4 separate regions of the Homo sapiens genome follow, and all the other regions are linked to region 4. The links are chromatin contacts, found by Hi-C or POLR2A ChIA-PET in ENCODE. All regions are on one chromosome and are shown on one strand. Each heading gives the region's core, a stretch centred on a gene start or an enhancer-like site at or near the end of the contact. The rest is flanking DNA. Distances are from core to core; before and after follow the strand shown.

Evidence for each region. Hi-C counts contacts between places; a loop is a spot of excess contacts on that map. ChIA-PET counts read pairs that join two places held with the same protein, here RNA polymerase II (POLR2A). Pooled maps may share reads with other maps.
Region 1: a loop to region 4 is called in a map with no recorded cell type, with 3 times the contacts of the local background. The contact joins two enhancer-like sites. A Hi-C loop is called at or near these places in 3 of 37 single-sample maps with no recorded cell type and 3 of 50 pooled maps.
Region 2: a pooled map shows a loop between it and region 4 (3-fold over the local background). The contact joins the promoter of TTC13 here to the enhancer-like site in region 4. A Hi-C loop is called at or near these places in 2 of 37 single-sample maps with no recorded cell type and 2 of 50 pooled maps.
Region 3: a loop to region 4 is called in a map with no recorded cell type, with 4 times the contacts of the local background. The contact joins the promoter of GNPAT here to the enhancer-like site in region 4. A Hi-C loop is called at or near these places in 1 of 37 single-sample maps with no recorded cell type and 1 of 50 pooled maps. POLR2A ChIA-PET finds 5 or more read pairs at or near these places in 1 of 52 experiments (activated naive CD4-positive, alpha-beta T cell).

What each region holds. Positions count from the first base shown.
Region 1 is chr1:233,672,056-233,675,171 of GRCh38, forward strand. It overlaps KCNK1 (potassium two pore domain channel subfamily K member 1), which reads left to right. Exons shown (of 3, transcript NM_002245.4): 3 at 1-459. Among named protein-coding and RNA genes, the nearest start is that of MIR4427, 49 kb to the left of the region's middle. Within about 2 kb of position 1,801, at least 4 of the 41 ENCODE cell types and tissues checked have a DNase peak (open chromatin) inside an H3K27ac peak, as active enhancers do.
Region 2 is chr1:230,977,207-230,980,452 of GRCh38, forward strand. TTC13 (tetratricopeptide repeat domain 13) reads right to left here and starts at 1,655. Exons shown (of 23, transcript NM_024525.5): 1 at 1,354-1,655. The coding sequence starts at 1,624. It overlaps ARV1 (ARV1 fatty acid homeostasis modulator), which reads left to right and starts at 1,888. Exons shown (of 6, transcript NM_022786.3): 1 at 1,888-2,073. The coding sequence starts at 1,900. RefSeq lists silencers at 970-1,259, 1,280-1,539 and an enhancer at 1,820-2,119.
Region 3 is chr1:231,239,939-231,243,101 of GRCh38, forward strand. It overlaps GNPAT (glyceronephosphate O-acyltransferase), which reads left to right and starts at 1,274. Exons shown (of 16, transcript NM_014236.4): 1 at 1,274-1,518. The coding sequence starts at 1,441. FSAF1 (40S small subunit processome assembly factor 1) reads right to left here and starts at 1,237. Exons shown (of 7, transcript NM_152379.4): 1 at 1,086-1,237. The coding sequence starts at 1,203. RefSeq lists enhancers at 967-1,306, 1,287-2,176.
Region 4 is chr1:232,589,083-232,592,151 of GRCh38, forward strand. All of the region lies in intron 1 of SIPA1L2 (signal induced proliferation associated 1 like 2), which reads right to left. Among named protein-coding and RNA genes, the nearest start is that of SIPA1L2, 40 kb to the right of the region's middle. RefSeq lists an enhancer at 1,872-2,372. Within about 2 kb of position 1,794, at least 7 of the 41 ENCODE cell types and tissues checked have a DNase peak (open chromatin) inside an H3K27ac peak, as active enhancers do.

The DNA.
Region 1 (3,116 bases), core at 551-3,050, 1.1 Mb after region 4:
ATGTACATATAAAGTATAAATATGTTTATATTCTGTACATATGGTTTAGGTCACCAGATCCTAGTGTAGTTCTGAAACTAAGACTATAGATATTTTGTTTCTTTTGATTTCTCTTTATACTAAAGAATCCAGAGTTGCTACAATAAAATAAGGGGAATAATAAACTTGAGAGTGAATAACCATAGTATTCTGCTGCAATAAATGTTTCTACCCTCTTGCGATAGAATGGTGTCAGATGTCTAACATGTTTATAAACATTTTTTTGAATTGAACAGGTTATGAAAAGGATTTATTAAAAGGTTAAGATACTTTGTTTTGAAAGTACATTGTGATTTGCAGCCACCTAGCACTAAAGCATAGAACTTAAACACGAATCCCTAAATGAACAGATTATGTTACATTAATCTGAGAATTTTAAATTTAGAAGCTAAAATAAATAAAAATCACAGCTGGTTGTAATCTTATGCTTTCATATATCAGAAGTGTGCCTCTATGTAGAATATATATACATATGTGTGTGTATATACATATATATATGTATGTATATATATACATATGTATATATATATATATGTGTGTATATATATATATATATATACGTATATATATATATATAGTCCTTCATAGAAAACATAAAGGTCACATTTAGATGACGTACACAGGATACTATTATATTAAGGATTTTAGAAAAGAAAATGAGAAAGCCCCTGTGTGATAATGAATGTCCACTGACCCCCGCAATGGAGCCTTACCTCCCATGGGTGGCTGCCCAGGAGTTGGTGGTTGAGGGGCTGGTAAAAATCAGTGCAAAATCAGCGCCCTCTGATGAGCCAGCCAAGCACTTTGATCGCGGGCCAGTCTCCTGACAGTGGGTCACTCGCTCAGTAACCTTCTACCTTCTGTACCATGTGCTGCCATGAGTAAATTATTACCAACTGCAGGGCAAAGGGAAAGCATCCCCTTACCCTTCGGAAGATTTGCTGAAAAATCAACTCACAAAAAGGCAGATTAATGAGAAAAGGCATACACATTTATTAACTACCATGCACACAGAAAGAATTACAGAGTGATTGTCCAATATCTCAATAGGGGTTCACATGCTTAAATATCTTACTGATTAGAGGACAGGGAGATGGAAAAATATAGGTGATTTTAGAGGGATAGTATATGATTTTTAGAGGAATCCAAGTGTGCTGCCCCGTAAGCATATTTCCTCCCTGCTGACCATGTCCCTGCAATAGAAGACTGCTGTCATGAGGCCAGATCATTGGTTAAGGGTAGAATAGAGAATCCTTGGAGAATAGAGGCATGCATCCTGCCATAACTGGATCTGCAACATTTCCGATGGTCACAAGCCTTGGTGTGGAGCAGAGTCCTGAGATGCTCATCAATATAAATCACAGAAGCTGGATTACACTTGGAGAGTGTTATTCTATTTTATGCAATGCAGGAAAAAATAATGGCTAGTTTGCTACAGCTGCTTGGCTCTAACATGAGAGGGAAGTTCAAAGTCCAGAAAATGAGGAAGTACGTGAAGAAAAACTTCTGAATCAGATGTGATTAATAAGTAATAGAGTGTAGTACTTAATTTTAGGAACTCGTTTGAATCCGCAGAGAACACATTAAACCTTAATGCCCTTCAGATTGTTGTTAATGTGAAGGGCAAAGTAGAAAAGTAGGAGCAAGTTTTGCCTCGGCCCCCACCCTAGCAGGCAGGAAAGTAAGGGAGGATGTCTTCCCCAGGGTTTCTTTTTGTCTTTGGCCGATGATGCTGCCCTTTGGTCCCCAGGGAGAAGCGAGCTTGGTCACCCAGGAGGAGCTCTGGGTCAGCCTCTCAGAGAACAGAAATTCGGCTTGCTGCAGGCATGACAAGGAGGTGGAAGATGAACAGTGTAGCTAAGCCAGAACTGACCTTGGGAACCCTTTAGTTGGAGGCGAGAGAGTGGGAAGTTGGAGGTAAAAGTGACTACTAGAGAATTCTGGGTGATGAGTACAAGCTGAACTCACTTGCTTAGCTTGAGCCTTCAAGATTGAGTTCCTAAGATGCCTGCGGAATGCCCTCAGGGTAGAACAGCAGCAGAAAGCCTTATCATTCCAGGACATGGTCCTGTGCGTGAACTTAAATGTGACACGTGTCTGGTAGGGATGTTGATTTCAAAGTAGCAGATACACTCCACGTGAGGAGAGAACACAGAGTATCTCAGAGTGGGAGTTCCTAAGCTCTCAGAAATCCAAGGGAAGAGAGACCAAGGGGTGGGAGTAGTCTCTAAATGAATCATGTAAAAGATTCCCAGGACAGATAAAGTTTAGCCCAGATCACTCCATTTATGACACTGGTTTCTTTCTATAGTAGTCATGCCACCAAGATATTTTGAAAGTATTTGTTCAAAAGTTGAAGAAGACAAGTGGGAGAAAAAAGAAACATTTTCTGAAGACAGAAATTTGGTCTGACTTCAAAAAAAATCGAGTAATGTTTAGATTACTGACATGGGGTCACTTTTTTTTTTACCTGAGAAAAAAATCACACTCATACTTTCTCCAAACCAGCTTTATGGGCCTTTTGGAAAATGAATGAGGAGATATTTACAAATCTGGAGACCTCAAGATAACGGAAATAGGCAATGCAAAACCTTCTTAACTCTTTAAAGTACACTGACCTCTTACTAAAAACAGCTATTTGTTTCAAAGAAGAAAAGTTTTAAATTGGCAGAAGCACATGTTGGAGAATTAGAACAGTATTATCTGTCTCTTATTCAGAATTCAGTGAGAGCAGAGCCTCCTGATTGTCTGGCATAATACATTTATTTTGGTATTTGTTGTTGTTAAAGCCTCCATGCTGGGAAGAGCTGTGATAAATACTGATATCCTCAATTTAGGAAGGCAGTCCCTTTAGGATGTAGTTTCAGCAATGTATATATGGCAAATTTAGAAACAAAAGTTTCTTAGCAACTTATAGTTGAAATTGAAATGAGACAGTATACCATTTACTTTATTTGACTATGCCAAGTAACTTTTTAAATCTGTCTCTGTAGCATGTTTGAGATTTTCCTATTGTGACTTTTTTTTTTATTTTGCAAGGGTCTTACATTGTGGAAATTTGGTGCATCAAAGCCTTT
Region 2 (3,246 bases), core at 405-2,904, 1.6 Mb before region 4:
TAGACCTAAAGCACTTATAACAGCACCTGGCATACAGCAAGCACTCAATATATGTCGGCTACTTCTCATTTCCCTCACAGCACCCTCGTGAGGAAAATAAAACCCCACAATTAGGTGAACAGTGTTTTCCACTTACAGAGGAGGCATTTTACAAAGACAGGTAATTCACTTGCTCAGAGATACAGAAAGTGACAGAGGTAAGTAAATGCCATTCTTTCTCCACCGTGCAAGGCTGGCCGTGTTACTTACGCCGTTACCAGCTAAGGCCTACCGCAAAATAAAAAAGTCACAAACCTCTCAGTGAGTGACACTTCCTCAAGGAAGTCAGACTGTACTAAAAGGAAATCAGATTGTGCTAATCTTGACGTCTCATCTCAACTAAAAAAAAAAGGTATTGTTTTCCCAGGTACACAATGCCGAAGAAAACCACTGCCAAGTCTTAAAAGCAACCATCTCCCAGTGGGTTCGGTAGACCCCGGTCCTTCCCAAAGCAAGCCATAAGGGAACTCACATAGAGAAGGGGGAAAGAGAAAGGGAGGAGATTGATGGGTAAAAAGACCCACGACAGAACTTCAAAACAAAAAAATGTACACACGTATTTTGTCCCAGAGGCATCTGCTATGATTTATTAAACTGAAGCCAATAGCGCCCATTCTTAATGAATGAGCTGGCGTAGCTCCAATACACACACGGCACTGACACACAGGCTCAAGGCCTGCAGGGGCCTTTTTTCCCTCTGGGAGACACCTGACAGATCGCAGGTTGATCTTAAACAACTGGAAGCAAGATGTCAACGAGCAGATAAGATGGGCTTGCTCTTTTTTTCCATTCCAGGGATCCAATTTTTAGGAACTGTTGTATACGAGACATTAACCCGGGAGGTCAGGAAGCCTGATTTCCAGGCCTAAGATGTGCCAGGCGTCTCCCTCCGGGGGCGGGCTCCGCAAGCCGCCGGGCTGGTTGCTCGTCCGCCCGCCCCTCCCTCGCCCCTTCGGCATCCTCGGGAGGCCGGCGGCGGGAACAGGGCTGCCCCGGGCCACCTGCCATCTCCTCCGCCACCCTTCCAACAGTTGCTTCAGACTCAGGAGAGAGGCCGCCCTGGCCCCAGGAGCATGCTGTCAGCTCATTTCTCGACTCGCCGCCCTGCCCAAAGGCGGCTGCAGGAGGGCGCGCGGCGGCGTGGGTGGCAGCGGCGGGAAGCTGCCCGCCAGGACCCCTGGCCGAGCCGGCTCCCGCGGATCGCGCGCCGCAGCCGGAGGCGTGAGGCCCGGGCGACCCGTACCCCGGCCCGGGACCCCAGCCCCGCTGCCCCGCCGCCCCGGCCGACTCGGACGCCCGCCGCCGCCCACTCACCGCCGCACTCGGCAGAGTACTGGTCCCCCCAGTCCCCGGACTGCGGGCTGCAGCCGCCGCCGCCCGCCGGGGCCTCCTGCTGCTGCCGGTGCTGCAGCTCCTGCTTGAGCAGGGAGAGCGGCGAGTAGTGCTCGGTGGCCAGGGCGCCTGGCCGCAGCCCGGCGGACAGGACCCCCAGCAGCAGCAGCAGCAGGACACGCCGGGCGGCGCCCGCGGCGGCCACAGCGCCGCCCCAGAAGCAGCAGCAGCAGCAGCAGCCGGCAGGTGCCATCTTCCCTCAAGGCGCATGCGCGACAGCCCTTGCCCGGCTCTCAGGCCTCCCCGCCTCTAACCTACGGCGGGCAGGTGGACCGTGGCAAGGGGGCGGGACAAGGGGAGAAGCATTGTGTGCTGGGAATGGTAGTCCCAGCTCGGCCAGCCCGGGGCCGCCTTGCCGGTGCCGGGACTACGAATCCCAATAAGCCCGCGCGGCGCAAGTCTTCCGGTCTGGCGTCTGACGTCTTACCCTCCACAGAATCGGAAGTTCTGGACTGCAGTTGAGTGGAAATGGGCAACGGCGGGCGGAGCGGCCTGCAGCAGGGGAAGGGGAACGTGGATGGGGTGGCAGCGACTCCTACTGCTGCCTCGGCCTCCTGCCAGTACAGGTGCATCGAATGCAACCAGGAGGCCAAAGAGTTGTACCGAGACTATAACCACGGTGTGCTGAAGATAACCATCTGTGTGAGTTGTCAGGTGTGGGGTGCCCTTGAGAAGAAAATGGCGCGGCGGGATTTGGGGACCGCGAGGAGCAGGGTCCTCTGATACAGTCTTTAGTTCGGTAGTTGACATTCCCGCCCGGGATCTTTGCATGAATATCTGTACTGATAGAGAACTCAGCTACCCGACAGCGCTTTTCTCATACTGGGGCATATTTGGGTGATATGACCTAAGCCGGCGAACGGACCGGACCGACAGACAGAGGTAGATGTGGGCATTTTGCAGAGAAATTTAAAGATCAATTAGGTTGACATTTTGGTTCATGCCAAAGCTACTTCCTTCTAGCTCTTCTCCCTTTGACAGAGAGATGGTACCATCCTTACCCTCCACAACCCATGTTGAATTCACCTACGATGCTTTTTAAAGGTTTCATCAATTGTCGTTATTGGATGTCTACGGTGTACAAAGCACTATGCTAGACGTTGGTGGTACAAAACCCAAAAGTGAGGAAGTAAAAATTCTCATTTCAAGGTGTTCGTAGAATACCTTGAACTTTCTGATGATTTTCCATCTCAGAGTTAAGGCCCGAATCCCTGAACTGGCTTATAAGGCCCTATGGAGTCTCCTGCTACTCTTTCCCTTCTTTATTTTACGGCAGAGAGAATAATCTTATGTTTAAAGAGTCTACAAAGTTGGAGGTTCTTTGGGGGTATTAATTAGCAAAGAACCTGTCACAGAATAGACAGTACATTTTTGTCCCATTTCAGATCTTGTGATTTTCTAATCTCTTTAGTAAATTATGGTCTGTAGTAATATACAAGAGAATTGACAAACTGAGTGTATACCTGTATAATCTGCCAACCACATAACGTTCTGATGCATACAACCTCAATTTCCTGTTCCTCTCTCAAGTACTTTCCCTCTTTTGTCAAAATGTCAACCCTTGTTAAATCCAACATATTGCCTGGTCTTGTCCCTGTACCCATGCAGCAGTACGTTGCTGGGGAAAAACAAATTTGTGACGATTAACCTCATATAGGCCTTTCATGATTTCTGGCAATCTTATTTCGGTTTTTTTTTTCTTTCTTTCTTTCTTTTTGAGATAGAGTTTCCCTCTGTCACCCAGGCTGGAGTGCAGTGGGGCACTCTCAGCTCACTAAAACCTCTGCCTCCCAAGTTCAAGCAATTCTCCTGCCT
Region 3 (3,163 bases), core at 24-2,523, 1.3 Mb before region 4:
TGCAGAATAGTCTTTTCCTCTAGATTTTAAACTTCTCAAGGTCAGAGACTAAGTCTTCTCTGTCCTCCAATATGTCCAAGGGCACAGAAATGCTAGTTAATACAAGCATGGGGTCTGGGGCTAGAATCAGAACCCAGGCTCTGCAAAAATTACCAGTCAGACAACCTGCATCAGGTTTCATGAACTTCTAGTACTTGTTTCTACATCTGCAATCATGGATTTATGACAGTGTCTATTTCATGAAGTTGAAAATTAAATGAGCAAATACACGAAAAGCATGTGCTATATGGCAAGTTCTCAACAGTTTTAACTATTATTCCTACTGTTTAGGTGAACTTAGAATTTTGAGCAGTCATTCCAAAATAAAAATAGCTTTTAAAATATCACGCTGTAAATTTAAGAAATGTGTGTTGTCCTGAAATCTAATGATTTTCTTTGGTGCATGTGCAAAGGGTGTCACCTTCTCCCGGGAAAGCTCTTCAGAGTATGAGGCACTGTCTTCCTACTGACATGCCATGCGACTTTAATAGGCTCTTTTATTTTCCTTTTCCCCCATCAAGACAAAGAACGGAGAGTAAAAGATCAGCGCACTTGTTTAAAAAAAAAAAAGTCGTGAAAAGGACAACTCGCCAAGGACTATGATGTCTCTGGAGAGGGACACACAAGGATGAAGCTGGTGTATTATCCAACAGGCCCGAGGCCCCAGAGCGAAATGACACCATCGCACCAGGGTCAGGCAGGTCTTGGGGGTGGCATGGGGAAAGGGGACTTCCCAGGGCTCAAGAAAACGTGGAAAAGCGGGCTACTTTTAAATCGGAAAGCCTTGGTGCTTCCTACAAGCAAGTAGGATGGTCCCCACACTTGGGGACGAGTTGGAAGGTTTGATGAATAACTCAGCAGAGCCCGGTCGAGGGGTGACTTCCGATGGAGAAATGTGTTCGCTACTGGAACCAGGTGGGACGAAGGGTGCTTGACATGCAAGAACCTTTAGCCTCAAAGCAGAGGCCAACCCAGGACGGGCAACACAGGAGACCCACGTTCCTCAAATCTGTTCTCCACGTGGGCTCCTGGGACCCCGCACTCACCAAAGTCGTAAAGGTTCTGGAGCAGAGCGTCAAGAAGTGTCGGAGAACTGGGAGGCGTGGAGGACCCCGGCCCTTGCTCCTGCGACATTGTGGGGTCAGCCGAGGAATCAACCCTCATTCTGCCGCGCTGCACCCCCGCTTCCGGGTTCCGCGACTGCGCGCATGCGCTGCAGGGCCCTGCGCGGCTTCCGTCCTGGCTGAGATGGCGGCGCCCGGGATCCTGTGTAGCGGCTGCAGAGGGTGCCGCCGCCCTAGGCGAAGTAGGGCCGTCCTGAGCGAAAGAACCGCCCCCAGCAGGAGCACCACCACGGCTTAGCAAAGAATCCCAGACCCCGCCCGGGAAGGCAGCCGCACCATGGAGTCTTCCAGTTCATCTAACTCTTATTTCTCCGTTGGCCCAACCAGTCCCAGCGCTGTCGTGCTCCTCTACTCGGTAGGCGCCCAGGGAAAAGAGGCCCAGAGCGGAGCCGCGCGAAATAGTACCCCTTTCTCCCAGTCCCTATTCCTCCGGCCCACCACCCTTGCCCAAAAGAGCTGGCCCCTAGGCTCCCGAGGAGGGGTTAGTTGGTTGGATTGGTTTCCAGGACAACAGTGTATCGCTGTGTGTCTGTGTGTGCATGCTTTTGGAAGTTTCTACGGATTATGGTTCCTTTGGTTCCTTTCCACTTTTTCCTTCTCTTTCTTTCTATCAGGCCCTGGGGCCTTCAGAAAGCTCCTGGACACGAGAATGAGGAATGAGAATTGGAGTCTCCCCATCTCTAGCGAGGGCATGTCGAGCTACCTTTTGGGCAAACCTGAGAAACTTGCGGGTTTGACCCGCCCTGAGATAGCCTGTGGCTCCGCACCCCGCCCTATGCTGCTGTTATATTCCTGGGAGTAGAGCACTTGGCTTGTATGTGGGAATAGAGTTTTAAACACTTCAGGAAAATTTAGAACTTCTAGACATTTTTATTGCCTGTTCTTGTCTTCCAGTCATTATTGTACCTTTTCCACAAATCATTTTGGAGGACAGCCAGCGCCACCCAGCTTCTCTCCCGCTTGTCTTTTTTTCCTCCAACCCCCTCTTCCTCTCTTGGTTTTAACGGGTCTTTTTGGCTGGCAGATGTTGGTCACCCACGATTTTCATGAAGAAATTATGAGATGGGAGCTTTATAGCCTTCAGGATTGCACAGACCTGGGGCAACTGGTTTGGTTTTTGTTTGTTTCTTGTTGTTTTTAACCACTAAATTAGTTTTTAGCTACTTTAGGAGAAAATGAAAGAATTCATTTTAAAAGCATATTAGCATATCCTGGTGATTACTGTCCAATTTTGGCTTAAATGTAGTGTTCATTTGTGCAGAAAGGTCAAAACAGGGATAACACAGCAGAGCAAGATAAACACCCCAGTTTTGAAAGAGAATATATGGGTTCCTTCAAATTGAGACACCAATATTCTTTGGAACATGGAGAAACTTCTGTTCCCTCTCTATCAAGACCTTTCGGTTTCTGATTGCTAACTGCCTATAAGCCTTATTATTTAGATATATCTCTTCATTGATCTTATCTTCCCCACAGTTCTGTGGTGGATATCAACTTTGTTTTCTGACTCTGCTACTCCAGAGCAGGCACGAAGGGAAGAGGGTTGCTGTGCAGATCCAGCTTTTAACATGTAGCTTTTTAAGCTCCCAACTGGTTTGTGAATTGGTTGGAATTTTCCTTTTGTACATTAAAGGAAGGAGTTGGTTTTGTTTGTTTGTTTGTTTGTTTTACTTCCCCTTTACCAACGGTTCTTTAATAAGACTTGAGTCCACTTTTTCATGTGAAAAACTATGGCAGTTGTATCTGAGCATTCTGTAGTTCTGATGCTGGACAGCAACCCACTCTTTACTGGTAGTTCTCACTACTGTTTTGTGACTGGATAACCTTTACTTCCACGGTAACCTTACTTTTTCTTAGTACTTCAGGCTGTTTTTATTTCCCCAGCTACGCTGTTATTGTGTAATATTCTGATCTAAAAGTAGCACTTTAGAAGCGTAGAAGATACTGCTGATTGCAGCAAACATTAGGAATATATACAGTATCCTACTCATTATTCTCAG
Region 4 (3,069 bases), core at 544-3,043:
GGTGGCAGTTCCCTCAAGGAAACACAGGGGCACGTTTATGGAAAAGAATTTGAGACATAAAGCAGGTGAGCTAAAATTTCCTCACCATCGGGTGACAAAACGCAGTTTCATTTCAATTCATTAAGCCAAATACGTATTCACTGAGGTTTCTCTTTAGGGTCAGACAATGATTAAACTATTTAAACATTTGGATCTCCATTAATCTTCCATCAATTTCCCAAATGACTAGTCTTGTGTAACACTACGGTAACACAGTATGTAAATTCACCCAGTTAGCTCACTGGTACTTGTATACTCTCCCAAATCCACTAACATTCACTACATTGTCTTTTGCCACCATTGGCTGAGAGGCTTCTCACTGAATTATTGATTTTCTGCCAATTAATTACCATAGTTAAGATTCAGTTGAGCTTCTCTTCGCAGAAATTCTTTTTTCCAATCTCACTTCTCTTGTACCCTTTGGAGTCTGTTGGGGAATCAAAATAATTGGTAACCTAAGGATAAGATACTGAGTTCTAAAAATATCCTTGGCATAACTTACAAATAACTCAGTTGTCAGACACTTAAATGGGCAAAGCACTGTTCTCCAGTGGATTCCACACTTGGATGCTTTTCAGCTGATCTTCCCTCAACTCTCTGTCAACAACTTTACTACAGGAATCTAAGACAAATCCATTTTACTGAACCCAGGGGAAAACTGATAAGTGCATTCACATATAGGCTCCTGTTTAGAAAAATGGCATGCTTGAGGTATAAGAACTATAAAAAAGAAAAAAGAATCTCCTTATCTATAGTAAGGCATATGCGTTTCAGGAAAGGAAACACAACTTCTAATTCCTGAAACAATACTTGCACAACTAAACAGACACTTCCTGCAGCAGTTCAGAAACCATCCAGCCAAGGAGGACGAATCACAGAACAGGAAGTCATCGCTCTATCTCAAGTCAAGGGTTCCTCTGAGGGCTTCCAGAGCCCACTGGAGTGTGCCTGCAATCCAGCAACGCAATCCGGGAATTCCATCTCTCCTATCCTCTTCCCCACAAGGGAAGTCAAGTCCCCAGACACCTTGCTGGAGCACATCATGGAACAGACAGTCCTCACCTCCCCAATTCCCACAGTCTCTCACCTCCACCTCCAGGGCCCTCCCACGCAGGCTACACAAAACCCCTCAAGAGTTTATCTCAAGATGCCCCATAAAAATGACTCTTGACTTTATTTCTCTAAAAGGTGTGTGTCACCAATTGCGCAGTGAGATTCAATAAAGCTCCATTTATTTTTGTATACAACTTGAGTCTGAAGAAAGTAAATAAATTAAACCAAACTTAATAAAGTTGAAGGAGAAATAAGAAATTTAACTCAGTGATAGCACCAGCATTTTAACAAGACTGCTGGAAGAAAGTGAGCTGGAGTTCATACACACTGTTTTCTGGAAAGCAGAGGGTATGGAGGAGAAACACAGTGGACCTGATGTCACATGCTGATTCAGACCCTAGCTCTCGGGCCCTACCTACTTCCTGAACGGGAACATGGCTTAGAGAAGCACATGGCATTGGGCCTCGCCCATGCAACCAGCCACACACAAATTAGTTCCATCCCTGCATTCCTCCCAATATCTCTACCACCATAAAAAAACAAAAAAAGGAAAAAAAAAATTGTCCTGCAGTGAAAGAATATGAGATCTTCCAACTAACTGCAGACCAAAGTCAGTCATATCGAACAGTGAATTCTTTACCATGCATTAGACAAAAGAAACTGGATTAGAGAAGTGACTCTAAGAGAGAAATGAAACCCACCCCATCAACCTAAAATGCAGACAATACAAACAGGAAGGACTGTGCTTTGTAAGAGTTTCCTCAACATAGTTTACAGCAAACAAAAGGGAATAAACCTTGGTCAAGTTAAAGGGCTGGTTAACGGAAAGCCGGGTAAATCAGAACACGGCTGATTTCAAGGTGTGTGCCCATTTTCCGGAGTGCAGCCAACACAGGGGAGCAGTGATGAGTGCTCACCGTCTCTCTTGGCCTTACTGACCTCCAGCACCCTATCTGAAAATAGCAGCCCACATAGGAACAATGACAAAACAGCCAAAAAGCATTTAAATGGAAAGAGTTAGTTAAACAAAAATTAGTAACTCGGCCTATTACAAAAATAGTTCACATGTGATTCCCTATTTCCTTGACCAAATTGGAAAATAATTTAGCTGTTTATATTTCAGAGAGAAGATCAACACACACAGGTACTCGAGTACTGACATTTCCATATTGGTCATGACGGGATCAGTCCTGTAAGGTTTGCTACTCATGAGTACTGTGCTGCCCATTACCTGTTCTACACCAAACCCAGCTCCTCCCTGGGTCTGCCGAGGATGGGCAGTGGAGCCCTTGGGCCAGGAGCCCCCACCAGGGCCAGGAATGTGGCTGCCTCTGGCTGGTCTCCAGGGAGGATGAGGTTTAACCTTTAACCCAGAATGGCATAGCCATCTGGCACCTCTGCCTTTTGTTGTGTGTTGCCTTTAAGCTCTCTCTTCAGGCCTTGTGATGCAGTTTACTGACTGGCAAGGTTTTCTCTCAGTTTTCTAGTCTCCTTAGTGAGGCCATGTTAGGGCAGAGTCTAAGAAAATCAAAAAGATGCGGTACCTTATGACAAGGAGAGAGGAAAATGCTTCCGAGCCCTTGTACCAATAAACTCCTGACCAAGGAGTCAGTGAACGGAGGTTGCTCTACTTCAAAATCCAGTTTATCCCAGCCCAAGAGGAACTCTTGTTCCTCACTTCTTATGTTCTAATTTTTAATTTACTAGAACTGGCTGAGACTCTTGCTTAAAAAAATAAGAACACAGTTGAAATGGCAACAGCCTAAGCCTGTAAGTGCCGCCTGCCATCATAAAGGGCCACTTCTATGGGTGCTTCTAGTGGGACTGAGCCCTTATGTCCCTTTTTTTCCCACTAATCACTCTTAGGAAGGGGCTACCAGAATAAGAAAAAGAAGGAAAACGTGACTGAATTATCCATTGCCACTATTTTACTACTAAAAATAAACTACCAGAGAAAAGAGAGGAAAAAAATATAAA